Regions from separate parts of the Mus musculus genome. Here region 2 is linked to region 1. Evidence: chromatin loops called from intact Hi-C (ENCODE). Cell type or tissue: left cerebral cortex. All regions are shown on one strand. Each heading gives the region's core, and the rest is flanking DNA. Links, peaks and the distances in the headings are about the cores only.

Region 1 (5,375 bases), core at 328-5,327:
CTTCTCATCTTCAAAGCCAAATCATTACATTATTTTTAAGAAGTTAAATTAGTAAATGCAAAAAAAGGAAAGCTTAGGGTACAAGACACAGTCATTCTCTCTGCATGTAAGTTAATGGTTTCCTGTGTTTAATCAGGATGCTTGCATTCTAAATGTCATAGCTGCAGATAAACCTAAGCAAAAGAGAAGAGAAGAGAAGAGAAGAGAAGAGAAGAGAAGAGAAGAAGAGAATTCTTACACAATACTCGAGGTAATTTTATCATATAGCACCCACATTGGATGCCAACTGATTGCTGTTTTAAATTTATTTGTGTTGTGTTTGAGATGAACCCCAGAACTGCACATGTTCTACACAAACGCTCCACCACTGAGCTCCAATCCAGTGAGTGGCTGATAAAGCCAGTTTAGGGTCAGGCTTCCAGTGAACACTCTACAGTCTTCCAGGTTCTTAGGAGTCCTGACAGCAAGGACTCAATACACCCAGCCCTTCCTTAAGCCAACACCAGCAGAGGGAGTGAGATTTTTAAACTTCCGCTGATCTTTCCAAGAAATACCAATGTTGTCTCTTGGTTTCTGGTTTGAGCAACTACAGAAATGACCTTGCTTTTTATCCCCCAGTATTAGACCAGAAGCAGTTTTTTTTCCCCTTCAGGAAGCAAGTGGCTATCTTTTCCCCTGTAGTAAGAGCCAAGGCTTCAAAGAGATAATGGAGCTGAACTGAAATAGCAGAGCTACTCTTGTCATTTGTTAATATTACATGGGTCTTCATCTTCCAGAATGATACAAATGGCTCAGACCACTGTGGGCTCAGGCTTCAGCCCATAGGGAGGCATGCAGCAGGCAGAGAACTAGGTGCTGTTCAGGGCGCAGATGCACCTGGTCCCCTGCTCTCTGTTTAGCCTCTTCTTCCTTTACAGCAGTGGAAACCGAAATAAAGCCAAAGCAATGGGAGTGTCTAGATCCTCGGCAGACACTTCAGTGTCAAAAATCACCACAAACCCATTCTTACTGCAAGAGACCAACACATGTCACCCAAACCAAGAAGTTATCAAGATGCTAAGGGTATGTCAAAGCAGGACTCTTCATGATAGCTAGATGTCTGCAGTCCACTTTGGCCTTAATGTGTCAACATCCATCCCAGCCTGTACTCCAAGAACAGACAAGAGTCTTCATGCCTAGGAAGCTATCCACTGACTTTAAGGTCTCTGTACAGCTCCCCTCTGGTTGATGTTCTAACATCCTACTCTGACTCCTATCAACATTTAGAGTGCCGACTGTGTTCCAGACACTATTCTCAAGAACACAAGCATGGCATTGCATATTCTCTTGGTATTCGAATGAGGAAGAGAGTCTACTGGATTAAAAATAAATTAATTGGACTGGAGAAATGGCTCAGCGGTTAGGATCACTGGCTGGTCTTCCAGAAGTCCTGAGTTCAATTCCCAGCAACCACATGGTGGCTCACAACCATCTGTAATGGAAGCCCTCTTGTGGTGTCTCTGAGGAGAGCAACCGTGTACTCACATATGAAATAAATAAATCTTTTTTAAAAAATTAATTAATTAAAGGCTATGCAATCTGTGCCTTGTAGAAAGGTGGGTTCACACAGGAAGATAGAAAGAGAACGTTTTTCATAGGCTATGATGTCTGAGCTGACTCTTGGCAGTTAAGTTAAGGGACGTCAGGTGGAAAGGCATATAGATAAGGAGACAACAGACTTGCAAGTCAGGAAGATCTGGCTGCTCAGGGTCACTCAGTGGAGCTTATTCAACATCGCTTGGAATGAATGCATGGAAGGGATCGGTTTATGATCAGAATCAGACCTTGTATGTCCCGCTGAGGAATGTGGGGGTACCACTCTCAACAGTTAAGCTCTCAGAGGATCCAAATGAAGTCACAGGAACCTACAGAAGCGTGGTGACTTACTTAAAAAGTGTTTTCAAAGACCAGAATTAGTTTGCAGAATTTAAAGATCATGAAAAAGTGGACACTAGAATTCTCAACACAAAATCTGGCGATAGTGATGCAGCATTTACACATGGGGATAACCGTCTCCATGTGGAGAAGAGGAGATGCCCATGAGAAGGGCACAGGCAATGGAGTTTATGACCATTCCCACTTGTACTGAGTTCCCTGTCTGGTTTTACAGATGAGAAAAAAACAATAAAGTAAGAGTCATATAAGTTCACAGCTGAAAGCAACACCCTGATTAAACGGGTGCTGAGCTTGGATCACAAGATTGAGCAATGCCTGAACACAAATGGGAGAATGACCCAGGAATACGTAATGAAGGAAAATGTTGAAAATACTACTGGCACAAGAATTCTTACTATGCATGTAATTTTTGAGTACCACCAGCTCATGATTCATAGAGTAAAACGTGACTTCCAAATTACAAACAAAAATGGCTACTTGGGACACTACATGGAAGATGGACTTCAAAGCTATGAAGCTCCCTCACCCGCTGAGAAGGAACTGCAGCACACCTCGTGTGACGTTCTCATCTGGTTCACCAGTCCCAGCAGAACTAACTGTGGTTTGCAAGCTCCTGACAAGTGACCAAGTGACGAGCAAAGGTGGAATGGCAGGCTTCCGAAACTCGCCTCCCAAGAGAGCAGTTACTTACAAACTTAGCAACTGTCCAAGAGAACTTACACAAGCCGTTGACATCCAACATACTGGAGATACCCCTGTCACTCATGTCCACTTCCGGCTGGTTCTTCTCCCTGCTCTCCTCCACCAGCTTCTTCAGTGACTTGGACATGTTCTGTAGCAAAGGACAACAAAGCACGTGGATGATGGCAAAAATGGGAGCCTGGGGGTTGTGGGGCAGGTTAAGGCAGGAAAGGAGCAGAGGCCCAGGCTGAATTCTCCAGGGCTGCCTAGGGGAGAATGGGTATCACCATGGAGTCCTTAATGGAGGACTTGGACCCCGCACACTCACCGCAGCGAGCAACACCTGGTGGGTGTGATTAGGGACCTGCAAGGGAAACTCGGGTGGAGAGCGATGAACTGGATCAGCCGAAAACAGGATCCCGCAGCAGGAACACACCCTGTCCCAGCGATCGCGCAGGCGCACACAAAATCCGGCCAACCCCACGCCCCTCCCGGCCTGACACTTCCCAAATTAGGAGAACTGTTTCCCAGCTGTGGCTCCAGGCGAGGCTCTGCCCACTGAAGAAAGTGGACCCCGAGGCGGACCAATCGTACACGTTTTAGTCTCAGAGACTCCGCCCTACGCTGAGGAACGCCCATCTTCTTGAGTTTGGAACTTGAATTGGACTCAGCAAGTGCATGTGATCTAGATTCTGCGCATGCTCAGTAAGCTAGCTGAAGGACAAAGTTCTGTGGGCGGAAGCAGGGGATTCTAAGCTGGTCGCTGGTACCGAGGTAGACTCTTAGAATGCAGCTTGTGTTGAGGGATTTGGAGTTCCGTCCTGAGAAATCCACAAGTCAGGTACTCTCTTTTGTCCTGCGTCTTTCGTTGCCGGTCCCCTCCCACGGAGAGTTGTTACCGTGAGTCCCTCGTGTGCCCCTGGCTGTCGCAGACCTGGTGGAGGTATGAGGTCTGGATTATGGTAAAGATTCTGAAGACAAAGATTCCGCCCGAAACTTATGTCCTCAGCTGGTAACTCACAGGTTTCTGTATCTAACTGTTTTGCTCCGTTCCTTTTGGTCTTGGGAACTGGAATCTATCTCCCTTAGGGTTAGATGCTAACAGTAAACCACGACTATGTCAGAAGTCTGAGTTGGTGTTTACACCCATGAACCGTGAAATCTTGGCTCTTAGAACTCTCCCACTTTCTTCAAATAGAATGGATGGATAGATAGATAGATAGATAGATAGATAGATAGATAGATAAACTTTCTGCTGACCCTCTGGGTTCTACCTCCTAATGACTAGATCTTGATGACCCAGTAAAAAACTTAATCTTAGTGACAATTTCACACTATTAAATAGGAAATCATTCCAGAATTATTCCTCTGGCATTAGGTACATGACAGATAAGCAGTCAGACAGACGTGCAGAAGTTTAGACACACATATATAAGCAATGAGCCAAGCAGGTACTAGAAAAAGATTCGGCACTTTGAATTTGAAAGCAGAAATTTCTCCTTAAACACACTTCAGATGAAACGATGATACTTGCAATGCAGGCAACTTGCATTGTCCAGGCCTCATCACTTTTTTTTTTTTTTTTTTTTTTGGTTTTTCGAGACAGGGTTTCTCTGTATAGTCCTGGCTGTCCTGGAACTCACTCTGTAGACCAGGCTGGCCTCGAACTCAGAAATCCGCCTGCTTCTGCCTCCCAAGTGCTGGGATTAAAGGCATGTGCCACCACGCCCGGCTTGCCTCATCACTTCTTAAGCTAGACATTTGCTGAGAGCACTGATCTAGCACAGTCTCATACAAGCTGTGGATGCAGTTTCAGTTTCTGTGAGCCCTCTAAGCCCAAAGCATCAATATTTATTAGTGCTTTTTGAAAGGTTACTGATAGTTTTTCTCTGGCTGTTTCTGATGGAGATAGTTTTACTATATAAGTTTAAAGCATCATTTAGGGCTGGTGTAACAAAACGCCATAATTCTGAAGGCTGGAAGCCCAAAGTCAAATGCAGGAAGATTTGATGTCTTCTACCCCTACCCTGCCCCCTTAGCCTGGAGACTGCCGCCTTTCTTTGCACCCTCACATTACTTTCCCTCACCCCAGTTCAGTTCATCCTCCACGCAGCTATGATGACCACAGCAGATCTCTTGCATCATGACCTTCCCTTCTTCCTCTAATGGATATTTCTTTTTCTCAGCAGCTCTAAAGACAATAAGTTTAACCTTACCTCTGTTTGCTAAGTCAGTTTGTTTCAACAGTCTACTTTTGTTGGCTCCTCAGGCAAGAGTCTTTTTTGGTAATTGATCTTAGTTAACATTTCATGTTCAAGCCTGAAGACCTTGGCTGATTTTTCTGCATGATTTGTGTTGTTTCCTGACCCCCTCTCACTGTTGTAAGTGGATTTGTTTCCGTCTAAGTCTGCATCCTTTTCTCCCTGAGTTATTTGTTACGTTTCTTTAGAGACAAGAGTACAGTTCTGTGCAGAAAGTCATCCCCAACCTGCCTTTGCTGGTGCAGGGGAATGGCAGTTATGAGTGTCAGCTATACTACTTCCCCTACTTCCTGCCTTACCATCTCTCACTGCAACAGGCAGCCACACACACAAACAACTCCTGGACCAGCAATTCCCATCTCCGTTGTGCTCCTGTCTTGAAATTATCTGGGGAAACAAGTCCCCTTTGATGTGTTTATAAAAAGATAAAGAAAAAGGGGGTATATTCTATGGGGGTGTGGTGAGGCATGGGGGGCAGGGGGTGTCTCAGTGGCCCCA
Region 2 (5,375 bases), core at 125-5,124, 270 kb after region 1:
TGTTTGAATGTGTCATTCTGAGTCCAGTTTGCTTAACAGTTCATTCTTTTTGGAAGCATATACCTTTCATTGATATTAACGTAGAATTTCAACCACTACACTATAAATGTTATAAAGTTAGCATAATTATTACCTGATTTTTAATCACTGAGAAAGATTAAAGTGAAACCAGTTAACTAGGAAAAAAAAAGAGGATATTACTTAATATAATTATACTTCCTTCATCTTTTTCTTAACTCTTACAATGCATGTCCATCTCACAGATAAGGCATGTACACTTAGAAATGCTAAATAACTTTCAAATTTTCACACAAGCATTATGAGTCAACCATCACTCATCTGACTTCAAAATAAAGGCAGGCTTTTATCTCTCAAAGAAACTGACAGCACTTGAAGGCCAGGCAGCTTCAAACATTTATCAATTTCTTCCAAAGGTTATTTTAAACAATATATAATAACTTTCTATAGCTTTACAATTTATAACAATAAGTGCATACATGTGTCCATGCACACAGAGACCACAACAGGATGCTGGGTGTCCTCCTCCATTACTCTCTGTGTTAATGCTTTGAGACAAGGTCCCCTAAAGAGGTAGACACCATTTCCATCTGAGCAGTGAGCTCTCAGAGTCTACCTCTACAATGCTATGGCTGCAGTACATGTAACTATGTCTAGAGTCTTACATGGGTGCTTGGGTTTAAACTGCAGTACATGTAACTATGCCTAGAGTCTTACATGGGTCCTTGGGTTTAAACTGCAGTACATGTAACTATGCCTAGAGTCTGACATGTGTGCTTGGGTTTAAATTCAGGTCCATGCCCTCTGACTTAAAGAACAAGTGCTCTGGCCCACTCCTGGACCTATAAATATTTTTTAATTTAATTTAATGCATACTCTTTTTTTGTTTCGTTTTTTTGAGACAGGGTTTCTCTGTGTAGCTCTGGCTGTCCTGGAACTCACTCTGTAGACCAGGCTGGCCTCGAACTCAGAAATCCGCCTGCCTCTGCCTCCCGAGTACTGGGATTAAAAGCTTGTGCCACCACCGCCCAGCTTTTTTTTGTTTGTTTGGTTTTGGTTTTTTTGTAATGCATACTCTTACCACTCCCTTTTGATATATTATTGTGTCCTCATTTTATAGAAGATAATGAAACAGAAAATGTTTGGAGTTTGACCATTTTTTATGATTTATTTTCTTACTTTATGTATATGAGTACACTATTACTGTTTTCAGACACACCAGAAGAGGGCATCAGATGCCATTACAGATGGTTGTGAGCCACCATGTGGTTGCTGGGAATTGAACTCAGGACTCTGGAAGAGCAGCCAGTGCTCCTTACAGCTGAGCCATCTCTGCACTCTCAGAGTTTGCCCATTCTTAAGCATATACCCAAGAGAATACAAAGCAAGAATCCAAACAGATACTTATAGGCCAATATTCAGAGAGAGATTATTCACAATAGCAAGCAGGTTGAAAATCTTTATCTAGTAACAATGAATAAATAGACAATACTGTTATCTATACAGCAATATATTATTCAGCCATAAAAAGGAATGAGGCATTGACACATTCTACAGCACAGATGAACTTTGTAAACATTGTGTAAATTGTTAAGCTAGACATCAAAGAACAGATTATTCTACTTATGAGGTACCTAGAAGAGATAAGACCAAAGTAGAATAGAGGCTTTAATATCTTCAGGAAGAGAGGCGCTAAAATATTTTTAAGTGGGTGCAATGCTTCTGTCTGTGATGATGAAAATGTTTGAAAACTAATAATGTTTACAATTGTATGACTTCGTAAGCACACTTGCTGTTGATTAACTGTACACTGAAACACAAAATGACACATTTTATAGTGTGTATATATGTGTATACACACATTTACAACAATAAAATATTCCATTGCAAATATTATCTAGAAGTGGACAAATTAGCAGCCAATATTCTTACTACTGCTCTTCATCTAAGTTAGTGAATGGGACCAATGGTAGTAACGAAGTGTGGCTAAGAGATCTGCTAGACAGATCTAGGTTAGGCTTCTGGCTCTACCACCAAGCTAGCTTATTACAGACTCAGAACAGGTCCTGACATGTAGATGCCCTTAATAAAAGGTAAAGCCAGCTGTCACTGTTATTAATCTTTATTAGCTGCATAAATAAAGAAAAACACCAGGATGTACTACTTCCTTACAGATAAATTTAAAACCAAAGTTTATCTAACATACAAACACTAAAAAAGATTAATAATTAAATATTAATTGTTATTAATTAATATGATTAAGACCTCTTCTATAAGCAAACCTCAAACCGAAGATGTAGGGAGCTTTCGGTAACCAGAAAGTTACTTTGGATAACAGGGAAAGTATTTCTTAACAGGTCATATATTAACTAACATAAGGCAGGTTAAAAAAAAAAAAAAAGCTATCGTAGAAAAGTTTGAATTTGCAATCTCTGAGAGGCAACAGAAGCAAAAGTAAAAGTAAAGGCTAGAACTTAGGGACTTTCAAGAGTGAAGGAATACAAAAATCTTGCTCCACTTAGCTTCTTGTTACTCTAGTTAATAAAAAGAGAAGCAAAGTTTCCTTTTTGCATTTGTCTTAGTCTTAGCAACTTCAGGACAGACGTGCTTGCACATGTGCACAGACACACACACACACACACAAACACGCGCCCGCACACCCACTGTCACTTCATATCCCAAGTGCCTAAAATACAGTACTGGTCAATGGAGTTCACCAAGTAAATATTTCTGAGTTATCACAAAAGTGGGTAGAGACCAAAGAAATTACGAAGCTTCCAAACCTAAGTGACAGCAAACTAATTTCTAAGCTGCTACAGTGTGTCAAGCACATTACTGTTTTTAATTCTCCCCCTTCACACTAATACTTGTACATTTCTATCTTGAACTGCAGTTATCCCCCTGCTCCAACCCACCCCCGCCCGCTTTCGTGACTTCCTCCAAGCCCAGTGACAGCCAGTCTAGAATTTGGATCTTGGCTTTGGGCAAAGGGCTCGCCCTTGCCTTAACTTTGTCTGAAGCAACTTAGGTTCATTTGGCTGCACACGAATGCAGCCTCACAAACAGTACCATGGGGAGCCGGCCTGCTTAGGCTCCAAGGATTGGGGCCAGAGTAGGGGAGTCTCAGCCTGGAGGGGCGGACCAGGGAGGCTCACTAAAGTGGTTTCCAGGGCAACCGAGGTCGACCGCACCAGGTCCCGCCCCACCGCCCCGCCGCCCCGCCCCTCCGCGGCGCGAGAGCCGGAACCTGCGGCCCCAAGTGAATCCAAGAGAAGCTGTCTGTCCGCTCACCTCGCAGCGCGTGGTGCATGCCACCAATGCCACTGTACAGCTCCAGGACACGCAGAGGTTCCATCCTCTCGCAACCGCGACCGCGGCCTGGAAACTAGGCCTACCGGTTCTCTGCGTCTCTTACTCCCCCATGTCCGCTCCGTTCCCTTCGCTTCTGGTTCCGCGGCTTTTCAGTTCCCCCAACCCCCTGTTCCTCTAGCTGCAGATTAAGATCACAGTTTGGAGCCCGGGGGCTAGCAGGGCTAGGAAGGGGACAAAGGACAGACAAACTATTAATAAGGCCTCCCAAGTGAGAGACTGCCGCTCCTTAGCCTGATTTGTGCTTTTTCCTCCTTGTTTTGTGTTTTCTGAGGCCTTGAGTAGAGAGCTGAAACCACCCTTGGCTTTGAAGTAAATTACTGATTAGAACACAGTCTTTTTGTTTGTTTGGTTTTGGTTTTTTTGTTTGTTTGTTTTTAACTGCAGGTTCCTTTTGTTCTTTTAAAGTCTGACCTGATCAAGCAATTCTTTGAGGAATCTTGGGCACATATCTATATGCTCTCTGGTGTGCCTGTGCGAGAGTAAGAAGTTAAGTCCTACCAGGCTCTTTCCTAAAGAAAGCTCCAGAATTACAAGTACTTAAAGCCGATCCCTCTGAGCCCATTCATAATAGGGAGGATGCCTGCTATAAATGAAAATAGGACTCATCCTATTTACCCCGACACATGCTGTTTCTTTTTATTGAAAACAGATTTTCTTCTTCACATAATATATCCTGATTGCAATTCCTCCTCCTTTACTGAAGTACCCCTAGCTCCTCCCCACCCCATCAAGATCCACCCAGTTTCTGTCTCTCATTAGAAAACAAATGGGCTTCTATAACAATGAAATAAAACAAGACAACAAAAACTAACACATCGGTATTGAGCAAAGCAAACGGGGGGGGGGGGGCGGGGGGGGGCGACGGGAGACAAGAAAAGGCCCAAGAAATGGAAAACCCATTTGCACACTCATAAAAACACTTAACTGGAAACCATAATAATAAATGCAAAGAGCAGTAGGGTAAAAAGAGAGAAGAAAATATATAAATAAAATAAAATAAAATAAAATAAAATAAAATAAAATAAAATAAAACATAAGTTAAAAATTGAAGGAGGAGGAGCCCTGGCACAACATTATAAGACAAAGACTCTCCAATGATGCTATTGAGTTCATTTCCTGTTGGCCATCAACTGCTGGGCCCACGGCCTACTCTTAAGAGTAGTTTGTTTCCCCAGTGAGATTCCCTTGGAGGAAAACAAATCTTCATTTGCAGGAGGTTATCAACCAGATATTGTTCTGAATTAGGGATGGGATGTGCCCAGTTCTCCTTGCAGCTCTAGGGCCCCACACGGTGCAGGCCTGTGCATGCTGCCTCAGTCTTTTTGAGTTCAATATGTGTTGATCACATTGATTTAAAGGGCCTTCGTTTCTTGGTTGTCCTCCATTCCCTCTGGCTCTTACACTCTTCCCATCTCCTCCTCCATGGGGTTCCCTGAGCCCTTAGGGAAGGGATTTGATGGAGACATACCATTTATGACTGAGCATTCCAGTGCTCTCTACAGAATGTCTGGCTCTGTGTCGCTGTTTTTATTCCCATCTGCTACAGGTGAAAGCTTTCTCTGAGGATGACTGAACAAGTCACTGACTCTCAAACTCTCAAACAACCCAAGCTGTTGCTAAAACTATAAGTTGCTCTCCACAAACCAACAGCAAGTCCGAATTGCTGAAGACAATACCTGCACAACTCATTGAACATGAAGAAGTTAAGTTGGTTCCTACATAAAGCCTCAGCATGCTAACCTCTTTGGTCTAGGAAGTTACTCTGCATGCTAGCTACCAAAGGAGAAATGTAAACACCATCCTAGTCACAGACCCTTTGATATACACTGCTGTTCTCTCTGAAAGTTATGTTAGTACAATGGTGGCCTAAACCCTGTGAAAATAGCCAACCAATATCAATTGGACTTAAGGCCCAATTTTTTAAAGGCCAATATACATTGTCCTTTATGTTTTCTGCACTCGTTAGTCACTTATTTTGGTAAGAA

What was found. Hi-C counts contacts between places; a loop is a spot of excess contacts. Peaks named below come from ENCODE experiments on the same cell type or tissue, not always from the same donor. Only the 100,000 strongest peaks of a DNase experiment are listed, where the experiment ranks them.
Region 2: a loop joins it to region 1, with 7 times the contacts of the local background. A loop is called at or near these places in 3 of 42 quality-filtered maps.

The regions. Positions count from the first base shown.
Region 1 is chr2:13,268,256-13,273,630 of GRCm38, forward strand. Rsu1 (Ras suppressor protein 1) reads right to left here and starts at 3,160. Exons shown (of 9, transcript NM_009105.4): 1 at 2,945-3,160; 2 at 2,656-2,767. The coding sequence starts at 2,764. It overlaps Gm13270 (a long non-coding RNA gene), which reads left to right and starts at 3,322. Exons shown (of 3, transcript XR_865976.2): 1 at 3,322-3,457. In left cerebral cortex, for the core only: a CTCF peak has its summit at 1,487 (motif pointing left); a DNase peak (open chromatin) is centred at 3,227; H3K4me3 peaks cover 1,629 bases; H3K27ac peaks cover 762 bases.
Region 2 is chr2:13,541,260-13,546,634 of GRCm38, forward strand. It overlaps Trdmt1 (tRNA aspartic acid methyltransferase 1), which reads right to left and starts at 3,405. Exons shown (of 11, transcript NM_010067.4): 1 at 3,310-3,405. The coding sequence starts at 3,373. In left cerebral cortex, for the core only: a CTCF peak has its summit at 1,246 (motif pointing right); DNase peaks (open chromatin) are centred at 2,761, 3,222, 3,418 and 3,914; H3K4me3 peaks cover 1,623 bases; H3K27ac peaks cover 1,544 bases.